2 separate regions of the Homo sapiens genome follow, and region 1 is linked to region 2. The links are chromatin contacts, found by Hi-C or POLR2A ChIA-PET in ENCODE. All regions are on one chromosome and are shown on one strand. The core of a region is the stretch at or near the end of the contact, and the rest is flanking DNA. Distances in the headings are between cores, read along the strand shown.

The links. A loop is a pair of places that touch in the nucleus more often than their neighbours do. ChIA-PET counts read pairs that join two places held with the same protein, here RNA polymerase II (POLR2A). Pooled maps may share reads with other maps.
Region 1: a pooled map shows a loop between it and region 2 (6-fold over the local background). The contact joins the promoter of IARS2 here to the enhancer-like site in region 2. A Hi-C loop is called at or near these places in 2 of 50 pooled maps. POLR2A ChIA-PET finds 5 or more read pairs at or near these places in 2 of 52 experiments (Panc1 and WTC11).

Annotation. Positions count from the first base shown.
Region 1 is chr1:220,091,730-220,098,599 of GRCh38, reverse strand. It overlaps IARS2 (isoleucyl-tRNA synthetase 2, mitochondrial), which reads right to left and starts at 4,468. Exons shown (of 23, transcript NM_018060.4): 1 at 4,117-4,468; 2 at 2,374-2,496. The coding sequence starts at 4,383. RefSeq lists an enhancer at 3,740-4,239 and silencers at 4,249-4,578, 4,599-4,678.
Region 2 is chr1:218,373,624-218,380,117 of GRCh38, reverse strand. The region is part of intron 1 of TGFB2 (transforming growth factor beta 2); the gene reads right to left. Among named protein-coding and RNA genes, the nearest start is that of TGFB2-AS1, 31 kb to the right of the region's middle. Within about 2 kb of position 2,702, at least 5 of the 41 ENCODE cell types and tissues checked have a DNase peak (open chromatin) inside an H3K27ac peak, as active enhancers do; they include Panc1, where a contact is called at or near this core.

The DNA.
Region 1 (6,870 bases), core at 3,219-5,718, 1.7 Mb before region 2:
AATTTTTCTAGGAACCTAGAATATAGTAGTAAACAAAAACGACAAGGTCTTTTTTCTCATGGAGGAACACAGAATATATACCAACATATCACACACTATGGAGAAAAAAGCAAATTATAGGGTTAGAAAATGACATTTAGGGGCTGGGGGTGGTACCATTTTAGAGGGAAGTCAAGAGAGCCTGGTAAGATGACATTTGAACAGAATCTGAAAGAAATGAGGAGGTGATCCATGTGAATATTCTGGTGATGCATTCTAGGAAGAGGAGAAAGCAAGCAAGACTATAATTAGCATGTGTGAGGAAGAGCAAGAATTGGTCCTTCCCTAGTTCCAAAGTGCCCATGCTCTTTGCTAAGGGCTTCAAGAAGGTTTCTCTTCATGTGAGAGATAGTTTTGTAAGATGCCACTGTTTTGGCCGGGTGCAGTGGCTCACGCCTGTAATCCCAGCACTTTGGGAGGCCGAGGCGGGTGGATCATGAGGTCAGGAGATGGAGACCATCCTGGCTAACATGGTGAAACCACGTCTCTACTAAAAAATAATACTAATAATACAAAAAATTAGCTGGGCATGGTGGCAGGCACCTGTGGTCCCAGCTACTCGGGAGACTGAGGCAGGAGAATGGCGTGAACCCGGGAGACGGAGCTTGCAGTGAGCCGAGACTGCGCCACTGCACTCCAGCCTGGGTGACAGCGTGAGACTCTGTCTCAAAGAACAACAACAACAAAAGATGCCACTGTTTTTTATGGAATTATTCCTTTGTCCTCAATCCACATGGAGCTGGCTCCCTCTGCTGCAGCTCCAAGAGTGAACACGTGATCCACTGTAGCCATTAACATATTCTATCCCCAAGTCTGCAATGACTGATTCAGAAATAGATGTGCGACCCAAATCAGGCCAATGAGATTCAATTCCAGGACTTTTATAAGAATTATTGGGGGCCAGACGTGGTGGCTCACGCCTGTAATCCCAGCACTTTGGGAGGCAGAGGCGGGCAGATCACGAGGTCAGGAGATCGAGACCATCCTGGCTAACACAGTGAAACCCCCTCTCTACTAAAAATACAAAAAATTAGCCGGGCGTGGTGGCAGGCGCCTGTAGTCCCATCTACTTGGGAGGCTGAGGCAGGAGAATCGCTTGAACCCGGGAAGCGGAGATTGCAGTGAGCCAAGATTGCACCACTGCACTCCAGTCCGGGCGACAGTACAAGACTCTGTCTCAAAAAAAAAAAAAAAAGAAAAAAGAACTGTTGGGAAAGAGAAGGTGGAATTATGTAAGCCTGAAACTACTGGGAAATGTGCTGGGGGTCTGGGGTGGGGCAGTCACTAAAGTAGCAAAGAGTGAGAGACAGAAACCAATTCTTAATTTTATGTGAATTCCTGATCCAGCTATGCAGGTGGCTAAAACTATCTGGACTCTACAGTAAAAAAGCCAGTAAATTCTCTCTCTTTGCTTAATCCAGTTAATGTTGGCTCTTCCATTCCTTGCAAAAGGGTTTGAAATAATAGAGTTTTATTCTGTATTTATATCACAAAACATGATTTTTTTTTTTTTTTGAGACGGAATCTTGCTCTGTTGCCCAGGCTGGAGTGCAGTGGCGCGATCTCGGCTCACTGCAAGCTCCGCCTCCCGGGTTCACGGCATTCTCCTGCCTCAGCCTCCCGAGTAGCTGGGACTATAGGCTCCCGCCACCATGCGTGGCTAATTTTTTGTATTTTTAGTAGAGACGGGGTTTCACCGTGTTAGCCAGGATGGTCTCGATCTCCTGACCTCGTGATCCGCTTGCCTCGGCCTCCCAAAGGGCTGGGATTACAGGCGTGAGCCACTGCGCCTGGTCTCTTTAATAGCACTATTGACCCATTCAGTGACCAAATTCCTGGTTTTGAAACTACAGATGCCTAAGCCCACTTCCTCCCCAAAATTTCCACTGAAATCTACAAAAAATAAAGAACTGAAAAATGAGTGAACAGATTGTAGTATTAACATATTCTCTCAATGAAATTCTACTAAGCATTTTAAAAATAATGAATTATTGATATCTGTGGGCCAAGCACTGATTACAGGCATGAGCCATACTGCCCGGCCAAGACATACCTTTTTTTTGTCCACTGCTATTCCCAGATTCTAGAACAATGCCTCGCCCGATAATTATGCACTGAATAAGATGATGTTTACTAATATAACGTTAAGCTCAAAGCAAATAGCAGCAATTTTTTTTATGCAGTACTAAAATTGTATATTGCTTTCTATGAAAATGTTTTAGTTTTATGTGCAAATCTAAATTTACATAATTATCATATAATTAGAATACACATTTATAAAGAGTATTTACATAAACACTTTCTTTCAAGTGTCATAACCTAAATTATAGTTACCTTATTTAAAGCATGTCCAACATGAGGGTCACCGTTTGCATAAGGAGGTCCATCATGAAGGCAAAATTCTGTCTTTACTTTTCTTTCTCTTTGCCATGAATAAAGTTCTGAAAATCCACATTTCTGTTTTAAAAAAAAAAAAGATATCTAAACATCATATAAATACATACTCCTGAGTCTAACCATAAATAACAGCCAACACTTGCTTATTTCCATTCCAATTACATTCCAATCTATTCCATTCCAATCTACTCAACTCTGAAATACAAGGTGAGGTTTCTGAAATGCGTGTCAAAGTACGCATCTCTTAAAATCTTTCAGTAATGTCCCCATACACCTCAGATTGAAGTCTAAACTCTTTATATGATATGCAGCACCCTACAAAGGTTTAGTGCCACTAAGTTCTCGGGCATTCTTTCATCACTCCCCATGCTTCACTCCTCACCCCCGACATGTTGAAGGACCTGCAGATTCCCGACACACATATTCTTGCTATTCTTTGGCGGCAATGCTTGCCATTCCCCAAATCTGGGAACAACATGCATGGCAGTCTAAGTCACTTCCCTTCCCTCACTTGCTGTATGATTTTGTCCAGGTTACTGTGCACTTACGGGCCTGCTTTCTTATCTGAAAAAAAAAAGTGTTAATATCCATCTTACAGGGCTGGTGTGAAGATTAAACGAGGAAACATTTGAAACTGTCACTCTTTCTGGCATACAGAAGGTATTGACTAAAAAACCTTTAAAAAATTAGATGAACTCTTATAACTGTCAGAATATTTAGGCTAAGTATATTTACTTAACCAATATTCCAAGAATATCAGGGATTTTTAAAGACTAGAATTACAGAAGCTAAAGAGGAATCTCTGCTCTTAGAAAGTTCAGACTAGGCTGGGCGTAGTGGCTCAGGCCTGTAATCCCAGCACTTTGGGAGGCCGAGGCGGGAAGATCACTTGAGGTCAGGAGTTAGAGACCACCCTGGCCAACATGGTGAAACTCCATCTCTACTAAAAATATAAAAATTAGCCGGGCGTGGTGGTGCGCACCTGTAATCCCAGCAACTGGGGAGGCTAAGGCAGGAGAATTGCCTGAGCCTGGGAGGCGGAAGTTGTAGTGAGCTGAGATCGCGCCATTGCACTCCAGCCTGGGCGACTTCAAACGAGTCATAATTCCAACTAGGGATCTAAAAGATCCAAGAAGTGGGCTTCAACTTCCCCTTCATTCATCATAATTGAGGTTTTTAAGGTTTTTTTTAAGGACGGGGGGGTGGGGGTGACTAGCCAATATGGTCTCGAACTCTTGGCTCAAGCGATTCTCCCGCCTTGGCCTTTCAAAGTTCTGGGATTACAGGCGTGAGCCACTGCGCCCAGCCTGGGTTTTTATTTACATGTGGACATGTGAATTTACTTTTTACAAGGCATTGGAAAAGTGCCCAAAGTCTATCTGTTTTGCCTACGGTAGACATGGGACATACGTGCGATACATGCTGGTAACTGGGCATCGCTAGTGACCCCTTAATGTCCCGCTCCAGAACCTGGTACAAAGGAGGGGCTCATCTAGAGATTTCTTCACTTAGGTTTTCAGCCCACAAAATCTGTGCGAAGCAGACGAATTCCACCAATCTGGTCACACCCCCGCCCACCCGCACCGGCGTGGAGCCTAGAGGTGTGGCGCCTGCGAGCGCCCGGTGCCCGCGGCCGGATCGGGCCTCTCTGGAGGCCCCGCGCCGAGGCGGGGCCCGTACCTGCTGGATCTCCAGCTCCGTGTCCGGCTGCTGGCGGCCCAGCAGCTTCATGGGGAAGCTCGTCTGCGGCAGCAGCACCGTGTCCCGGTATCTGCCACTATTCGAGTTCGGCTGGTGGTTACTGGCCCCGGAGACCGACCGCACCAGAAGCCTCTTCGTCGCCCCTTGCCATCCCGGGCTGCAGGGAAGGCGGGGCGTCCCCCACAAACTTCGGGCAGTGGCCAGGGCGGCCGCGCCCGGCCCGCGAGGGCGCAGCCCCCAACGCATGGTCCGGCAACCCCTGAGAGCGGGGTCCTCCGCTCCCGCCCCAGCTTGAAGGGGCAGGACCCCAGGAAACCAAGGGGAGCCGAGTAAGAGGGCGCACGCGCTCCGGGAGCGGAAGGGGCGGGGAGGGAGCGGCGGGTAGTGGGGGCGGGGCGGTGGGCACCGCCTTCCCGGAGTCCGCGGAGGCTGAGCCACCTCCGGGTCCTCCCTGCAGCCGCCGGGGGGCGGGCTCAGATTCACGGGGGCGGGGAAAGGTGGGGCTCATAGTCCAATCGCTGTGCCCTGCTTTTTAAATATATATATATATATATTTTTTTTTTTTTACTTTAACACAACATAGCTATGATTGTATCACTTTAACATGTAGCCAATAAAAAGTAAGATATTTTACATATTCTCTTCATACGAAGCCTTTGAAATTTGACATGTACTTTGCACATACTGCACATCTCAATCTGGGCTAAACTCATGGCAAGGCCTCAACAGGCACACTTGGGTAATGACTACGACTGTGGGCAGCACAAGTTCAGTGAAAATATTGTAAAATAATAAAATTTCAGCAAATCGAGTTTTAAAGATCTAATTGGCTATTATTAAATATTCCTAAACCTTTCTACAAAATAGAAAGGATCTCTGATGAGCTGTGGGGGCAGGGTGAGGTTTATAGGCAGAAAAGGTTGAAGAAGGCAGAAACAGGGAACGAAAAGCAGACGCCATTTGGCTTAATGGATTTGGCTATCATCTCTCCTGATTTCCTGGAACGCAGACCTTACAAGTAAACAGCCTAGTGCAGGAGCTCAGTCCAAATCAATGACTTCCCATAGATTTTAACAATATTATAAAACAATCTAACCTTTTTTTAAGATTCTCTGAAATCCCTGTTATATCCCACTCATAGAATAGTATGGTATATATAGCAACTTCTGCTCCTGTTTCTGACAGATTCTGCTCTATTTGGTTGTCCAGTTCATAATAGTTCACAATTGTTACCATTTCATTGTTGAGTATACAACTTGGGAATAGCCTTCCTAATCATAAAACACAACATCCAGAACATTTGGTTCACATAAATAAGAAGGACAGATTTTCTACAAGTATGAAAACATATATATACCAAAAAAAGATACCGGAAAGTGAGAAACCAAGTGACAAACAGAAAGCACTCAATGTCAGCCTTTCACCAATCAATGACTCCAGCTCTGTACCTGAATTAATTCACTTAATCTTCAAAACCAGATGAGGTGAAGACACAGCATACCAAAAAAACCTGTGAGATAGGAACTATGAGTATTTCCATTTCACAGCTAAGGAAACTGAGGCACATAGAATTATGTAACTTGCTCAAGATGATACAACTAAGTAGCACAGCTGGAATTCAAACCCAGGCAGTTAGATTCCAGTGTGTGTGCATAGCCACCATGTTATGTTGTCTTTCCTACACTATACTGTGGAAGAAAACATTTGCTACACATTAAAAAATAATAATACACAAAATGCATAAAGAGCTGCTACAGATCAAAAAAACAAATGTAAACAACCCAATTTAAAAAAAAAAAAGGATAAAAGAAGCTGGACACAGTAGCTCATGCCTATAATCCCAGCACCTTAGGAGGCTGAAGTGGAAATATCACTTGAGCCCAGGAGTTTGAGACAACCCTGGGCAACATAGGGAGACCCCTATCTCTGAAATAATTTTTAAAATTAGCTGGATGTAGTGGCATGTGCTTGTGGTCCCAGCTGCTTTGGAGGCTGTGGTGGGAGGATCGCTTTAGCCCAGGAAGTCAAGGCTGCAAGTGGGCCATGATTACACCACTACACTCCTGCCTGGGCAACACAGTGAGAGCCTGTCTCAAAATAATAATAATAAAGCAAAAGAAATGAACAGTCAACTCAGAGACACAGAAGTGGAAACAGCTAATAAACATAAAAAGATCCTCAACTTTAGGAGTCATGGGAATAGACAGTTAAAATACCATTTTCTTTCCAGCAGATTAAAGCAAAAATAAAGAAGTTTGATAACAGGGCTTGGGAGAATGTGTGAAAGTGGACTGCTGATGGTAGTGTTAAATAGGTACTGTCGGCCAGGTGCGGTGGCTCATGCCTATAATCCCAGCACTTCGGGAGGCCAAGGTGGGTGGATCACCAGAGGTCGGGAGTTCAAGACCAGCCTGACCAACATGGAGAAACCCCATCTCTACTAAAAATACAAAATTAGCCGGGTGTGATGGCGCATGCTTGTAGTCCCAGCTACTTGGGAAGCTGAGGCAGGAGATTTCCGAATGGCAATTTAGCAATATCCATCACCATTTAAAATGCGCTTCAGCTGGGCGCGGTGGCTCACGCCTGTAACCACAGCACTTTGGGAGGCTGAGGCAAGTGGATCACCTGAGTTCAGGAGTTCGAGACCAGCCTGGCCAACCTGGCCAACATGGTGAAATCCCGTCTCTACTAAAAATACAAAAAATTAGCCGGGAGTGGTGGCAGGCGCCT
Region 2 (6,494 bases), core at 1,453-3,952:
TCTCACAGCTTGGGCAAGTTATTTAATCTCTCTCTGCCTTGGTTTCCTCACATGTGAAACAAAGAGAGTAATAATACCTATTATTGCCAGGATCAAATGAATATCGATGTCTCTAAAAGTGTTTAGAAGAGTGCCTGGAGTATATGAAGCACCGCATCGGTATTATTATTGTTGTTATTGTTATTATTGACTAAATACCAACTGTGGATAAAAGGAACTAGACATAGGTACTTATCAAAGGGTAACTGGTTCCTTAAGTAAGTAAAAGAAGTTAAATGCAATTGGATATTTTAAGACCCAGCTTCCTCCATTAACTAAAAGCATGTGAAAGAAAATGGTAAAATAAGATTGTATCACAGCCAGCTGACTTAAACTTTGGTCTACCCCGATTGAAAAATCAGGACTGACTGAACTTCTCTCAGGCATGAGAACAGAAAAAGGACACTGTTTTCAACTGGCTTCATCTTATCTTCCAGGTATTTAACCTCAGAACTTTTAAATAAAACCTCCTGTCAAATGACAACCTTGAGAAAAAATATGAAAGCTAGATTTGAGCATTAGAGAGGAAGAAAGACAGCATCAAATTAAAGAAAAGATGTTCCAGGCTCGCAGAAGTAAAAAAAAAAAAAAGAAAGAAAGAAAGAAAGAAAAAGAAATAAAATTAAAAAATAAAGAAAAGGTACTGGCCGGGCACGGTGGCTCACGCCTGTAATCCCAGCACTTTGGGAGGCCAAGGCGGGTGGATCATGAGGTCAGGAGATCGAGGCCATCCTGGCGAACCACGGTGAAACCCTGTCTCTACTAAAAATACAAAAAAATTAGCCAGGTGTGGTGGCGGGCGCCTGTAGTCCCAGCTACTCAGGAGGCTGAGGCAGGAGAATGGCGTGAACCCGGGAGGCGGAGCTTGCAGTGAGCCGAGATCGCACCACTGCACTCCAGCCTGGGTGACAGAGTGAGACTCCGTCTCTAAAAAAGAAAAAAAAAAAAGAAAGAAAGAAAGAAAATGTACCATGTGTTCTCGGTCTGCTTTTATAATTAAAGGTACTAATGAGACCAGATTTCCCTTGTGGGTGGCAGGTCATGTTTTAAGGACTGCTGGGATGACAACTAGAATCTGCTGGCAGACAGCTTTCTAGACCGAGCTGGCCTGAGAAGGTGCTGCTCAGGAGGGTAATAGCCACAGACCCAGCGAGGAAGCAATGTGAAGGCTGCTGCCCTTGCCACACCTCTTCTTCCATTACCCGCCTTTCCTCTCCTTTCCTTGTCTGCCTTTCTCTATCCCTCTGGTGTGCACTCACAATGCATATTGTTTCCTCAGGTCCCTTCTGTATAAGAAAAAAAAAACAGGCCGGGTGTGGTGTAGCACCCCTGTGATCCCAGCGCTCTAGGAGGTTGAGGCGGAAGGATCCTTTGGGGCCAGGAGTTCCAGGCTGCAGTGAGCTATGGTCCCTGCACCCCAGACTGGGTGGCAGAGTGAGACTCTGTCTCAACAGCAAAATGAACAGGCTGGGCACGGTGGCTCACATCTATAATCCCAGCACTTTGGGAGGCCGAGGGGGGAGGAGCACTTGAGGTCAGAAGTTCGAGACTAGCCTGGCCAACATGGTGAAACCTCGTCTCTACTAAAAATACCCAAAAAATGGCCGGGTGCAGTAGCTCACGCCTGTAATCCCAGCACTTTGGGAGGCCGAGGCGGGCGGATCACCTGAGGTCAGGACTTCGAAACCAGCCTGGCCAACATGGCGAAACCCCGTCTCTACTAAAAATGCAAAAATTACCTGGGCGCAGTGGCGGGCGCCTGTAATCCCAACTACTCGAGAGGCTGAGGCAGGAGAATCACATGAACCCGGGAGGCGGAGGTTGCAGTGAGCTAAGATCGCACCATTGCACTCATAGAGTGCCTGGTGCGACAGAGCAAGACTCCATCTTAAATAAATAAATAAATAAATAAATAAATAAATAAATAAATCCAAAATTAGCCAGGCATAGTGACAGGGGCCTGTAATCCCAGCTACTCAGGAGACTAAGGCAGGAGAATTGCTTGAACCCGGGAGGCGGCGGTTGCAGTGAGCCAAGATGGCACCACTGCACTCCAGCCTGGGAAACAGAGCAAGGCTCTGTATCAAAAACAAACAAACAAACAAACAAACAAACAAACACACTATAATATATGTAATGAATTAAAACGAAGGAGGTGGTGGCAAATGGGAAGCCTCATCTCAGGATTCAATTTAAGGAAGACACAGGAAGATGGATGCTGGGGTTATATTAGTAAGAAAGAAGAAAAGACTTTTTTCTCAGTAAGGTCTTCTGGGACCTCAGACTGCATCCTTTGGAAGCATCTGTCCTGCTTCTGCATGAAACTGGGCAGAGTTTCTCCCCAGCCACAGCTACCCAGGGTATAGGCCACGACTGGACTTCCCAGGGGTCGGGGGTGGGGCAAGACGGCACAACATAGGGGCAGGCGACCAGCAGAAGAGTAGGATTTCTGATTTTTGTGCTGAGGAAGCATAAGTATCTCCCAATGTAAAATACATTAGGGGGAGGAGGACTACATTGAATGAATCATAGTGCTGATTTGGGGGTGGAGCTGGTGGGGAGGGATGCCCTTGTGGTTAACCACATTTTACTGGGGTTTTTATTGATTGCAGTTGTATTGAAAGAGACATGACTCACACATACCATATTCAAAGCCACGTAAAGCACTGGGTTCCAATGGAATTTCAGTGTCTGAGAATGTCATGAACTATACTACAAAATGTGAAAAGTTATGCTATCAACATAGATATCTATGTTTTGCTTCTGTCCTGTACCAGCTAAAGAGGAGGCTGATTTTTCTATTTCCCTTTCACTTTAAGGCTGTGGCTAAGCACTTAAGAAATACACGTTGTTCTAGGCATGGTAGGGACTGCTTCTCCTAAAAGTTGGTTTCAGCTGGGCACAGTGGCTCACGCCTGTAATCCCAGCACTTTAGGAGGATCCCTTGAGCCCAGGAGTCTGAGACCAGCCCGGGCAACAAAGTGAGACCTCATCTCTATAAAAATTTTTTTTTTTAAATTAGCCAGGTGTGGTGGCATCATCTGTAGTCCCAGCTAACCTCCTAGGCTGAGGTGGGAGAGTCACTTGAGCCCAGGAGGTCAAGGCTGCAGTGAGCTATCATTACACCACTGCACTCCAGCCTGGGCAACAGAGCAAGACCGTGTCTCAAAACAAACAAAGCTGGTTTCATTAACCAACCATCTTCCTATGTGTTTGGATTGAACTTTGCTTGTAAATGTCATTCAGCAGTTTTTTAATTTTTCTGCTTTGTGCAGGGTAGTGTGTACAAATGGGTCTCCACAAATAGGCTATAAGCTACTTGAGGGCAGGGATAATATAGTAATAACAATAAAAAGAATAAGCATAACAGCAAAAGCAATGTTACTAGCTACTGGGAGCACATCAGCTGTCAGGTACACATCTGGATTCATCCCACTTAGGTGGGGGATAAGAAACTGAGGCTTAAAGAGGGAACTTGCCCGGTGCTATGGAACTGGAAACAGTAAGGCCTCCACTTAAACCTAGGTTGTATGGTCCTAGTACTCTCTGAGCTGTTGGTGATGCCTCTTCCAAGAGGGACTCATCCCTACCTATCTCATTTTTTATTCATCTGCATAATTCAGGCACCAAATTCTTAAGGCAGTATATGCTTGGTGAATTATAACTGAATTAAATAGAATAAAACAAAATTTTGTAGGTCATGGTTTTCAGGAACCATCCAGGCAGAGCTTAAAGTGAAATGACAAGGAATTGAGGTGGCTGATGTTCCGCCTGGTTGTAGAAATCATTACTAACACACATTGTCCTTTCATGCAAGGTCTGAGCTTCCAGCCCTCCTAACAAGATAAAGAATGTCATTCTGCCTTATTCACTTCTAACAATATTTTAAATTCTATTGTGTAAGAACACTTAACGGGAGATGTACGCACTTACCACATTTTTAAGTGTGCAATCTATTATTGTTGACTGTGGGTACGACGTTGTGCAGCAGCTCTCTAGATCTTATTCATCTTGCTCAACTGAAACTTTAGGCCCATTTATTAGTAACTCCTCATTTCCCCTTCGCTACAGCCCCTGGCAACCACCAATCCTCCCTTTGATTCTATACATTCAACTTATGAATATAAATTATAGATATCCCATATTTTTTCTTCAACTTCTTAAGTTCAGGGGTACATATGCAGGATGTGAAGGTTTGTTACATAGGTAAACGTGCCATGGTGGTTTGTTGCACAGATCATCCCATCACCTAGGTATTAAGGCCAGCATCCATTAGCTATTCCTCCTGATGCTCTCCCTCCTCCCTCAATATCCCGTATTTTAAAATACTATCTCCAATATTATCTTCCTCTCACAGAAATTGGTACCACTTTTCTTCTTTTCTAGACTGAAAAAAAAGCACTCGCTGTTCTCAATGTATGCTGACATGAGATTTAAAATATGGGCTAGAATTTCTAGTTTTTCTATGGTTTTCAGAATAAGAAAGCAAAAATGCTAAAGTCTTCAATGATCACCTTAAAATGATTGATTGAATGAATGACAATTTACTCAGCCTCTACCATGTGAAAAACATTTTTCTGTGTTAGATAATTTCTTCTTTTGAAGAACCATTAAGAAATAATGTTGGGTTTTTTTTTTTTAATTAACTCTCATTTTAGGAAAAAAAAAAAAGTTCAGAAAGGGTAACTGACTTTCTCGATGTTACACAGTCAGGATTTTACCCAGGTCCCCTGTATGCAAATCCTATATTTTCTTGCTACTCAATTGTAAGACTAATTGTCACACTCAAGAGTTATTGTTGGCTCATGTGTGAGTCACTTTCTTGGCTTATCAACAGCAGGTTGGGATAAAAAAAACCAAAGGTTGACATCTTCACAAAGTTTAAAGGAAGGGACCACCGTCTGTTATACAAAGCAAAAGAAACATAGAGGCCCATTATATGAACTCGTCTGTCTAGACAGATGACTAAACAGGGGTCCCTCCAGGGTTAGACTTGAATTTCCTCCGTTCAGCCTGTTGGATATTTAGCAATAAAAAAAAATCTTTTTTTGAACTGTTTAAAGGCTGTAGTACTAATCCAACCCCTCCTACACTGCCCAGAGAGTAGTTTAAAAGTATTTCAGTGAAGCCTGCATGTGTTAAAGTTTCAAGCAGAAATCAGATTGAGACAAAAAGAGCCCTAAAAATACTTGTGCTGTCTGGCTACAGACCCAAGAACACAAGCCTAAATGTCCCTTTATAACTCCAGTGACAGCAGTTTGAACTCACAGAGGGAGCAGGGTCTCATCCAGGTGTCCCTGTAGCAGGGGACATGAATGAATCCAAGTTGGGCTTCTCATCTTTCACATGGGCTGGCAAGCAACTTCTCTCCTGTTCCTTATGTGCCCTGGGGACAACAGAACTTTTTCTAACTTGTAATATGAAGAATGCTACTTAGAGTAAAGCAAAAGTCAGCTTCCTTTCATCAAGGCTGAGAGATATAAACGGAAGCTTGTGATGATAAGATTTTTTAAAAGCCTACTAATATTGCTATGTTTAGTGTACAGAGAACTGCTTCTGGTAGGCAATTAGGAGTTGGTCAGCAGACCACGGGGGCCCCGTGGAGAAACTGGGAGCATAGCAATTGACTAAAATCACTCTCCTTTCCCAAGAAGTCCTTAGCAATACGTGGGGTGCTATTTCTGTTATGGTACATATGTGCAAAAATTCATTCACTCTCTCATTTAATAAATATTTATTGGATGCCTCAATGTAACATTCCTTCATAAGTATGGGGCCTATCAGGAACTGGCTATGGAATTTCCAGGATCCTGCTTATTGATAGGTGCTGGTACTATTCTAATCTTTTAACAGGCATTAGAGAATTAACACAGTCCTTTAAGTAAGAAGTATGTACTCTGATTTACAAATCTGCCAACAACAAAAGCAACAACAAAACAGTTGTCCTATTCAGGGAACAAAATGAAAACACTGGAGTTTATATTGCCCACTCTAATTATTACCCAGCCTAGACAAGAAAATAACTGTAAGCACACACTCATCCTCCATATAGATTCACATAAGAAGCTATTTTCATTCTTCTAATGAGGAACATGAAGAGCATGCATGAGCTAAGCTCAGAGGCCACTGCTTAATTCCAATACCAGTATGCAAGCCCTTGGGTTCTACTGCCTGCCTTGAACTTTCACAGGTTCTTAGGAAAAAAATACTGCATTTAAGAGAAAAAAAGAAACACATCCAGACTTGTCTTTTTTTTCCTTTTATCAGAAGAGAATGATGCCCTGACACATACAGATGCATATGGTTCTCACTCAGAGGATTCTCCTTTTTAGACTTCTCATTCTTTAATCCACATTTTCCTTATTTAAATGGAAATTAATCATCTTGGAGGAGTGATGAATAGGATGAGCTTTGGAGTCAGACAGCTGTGTGATCGTGAGGAAATTACACGTGAT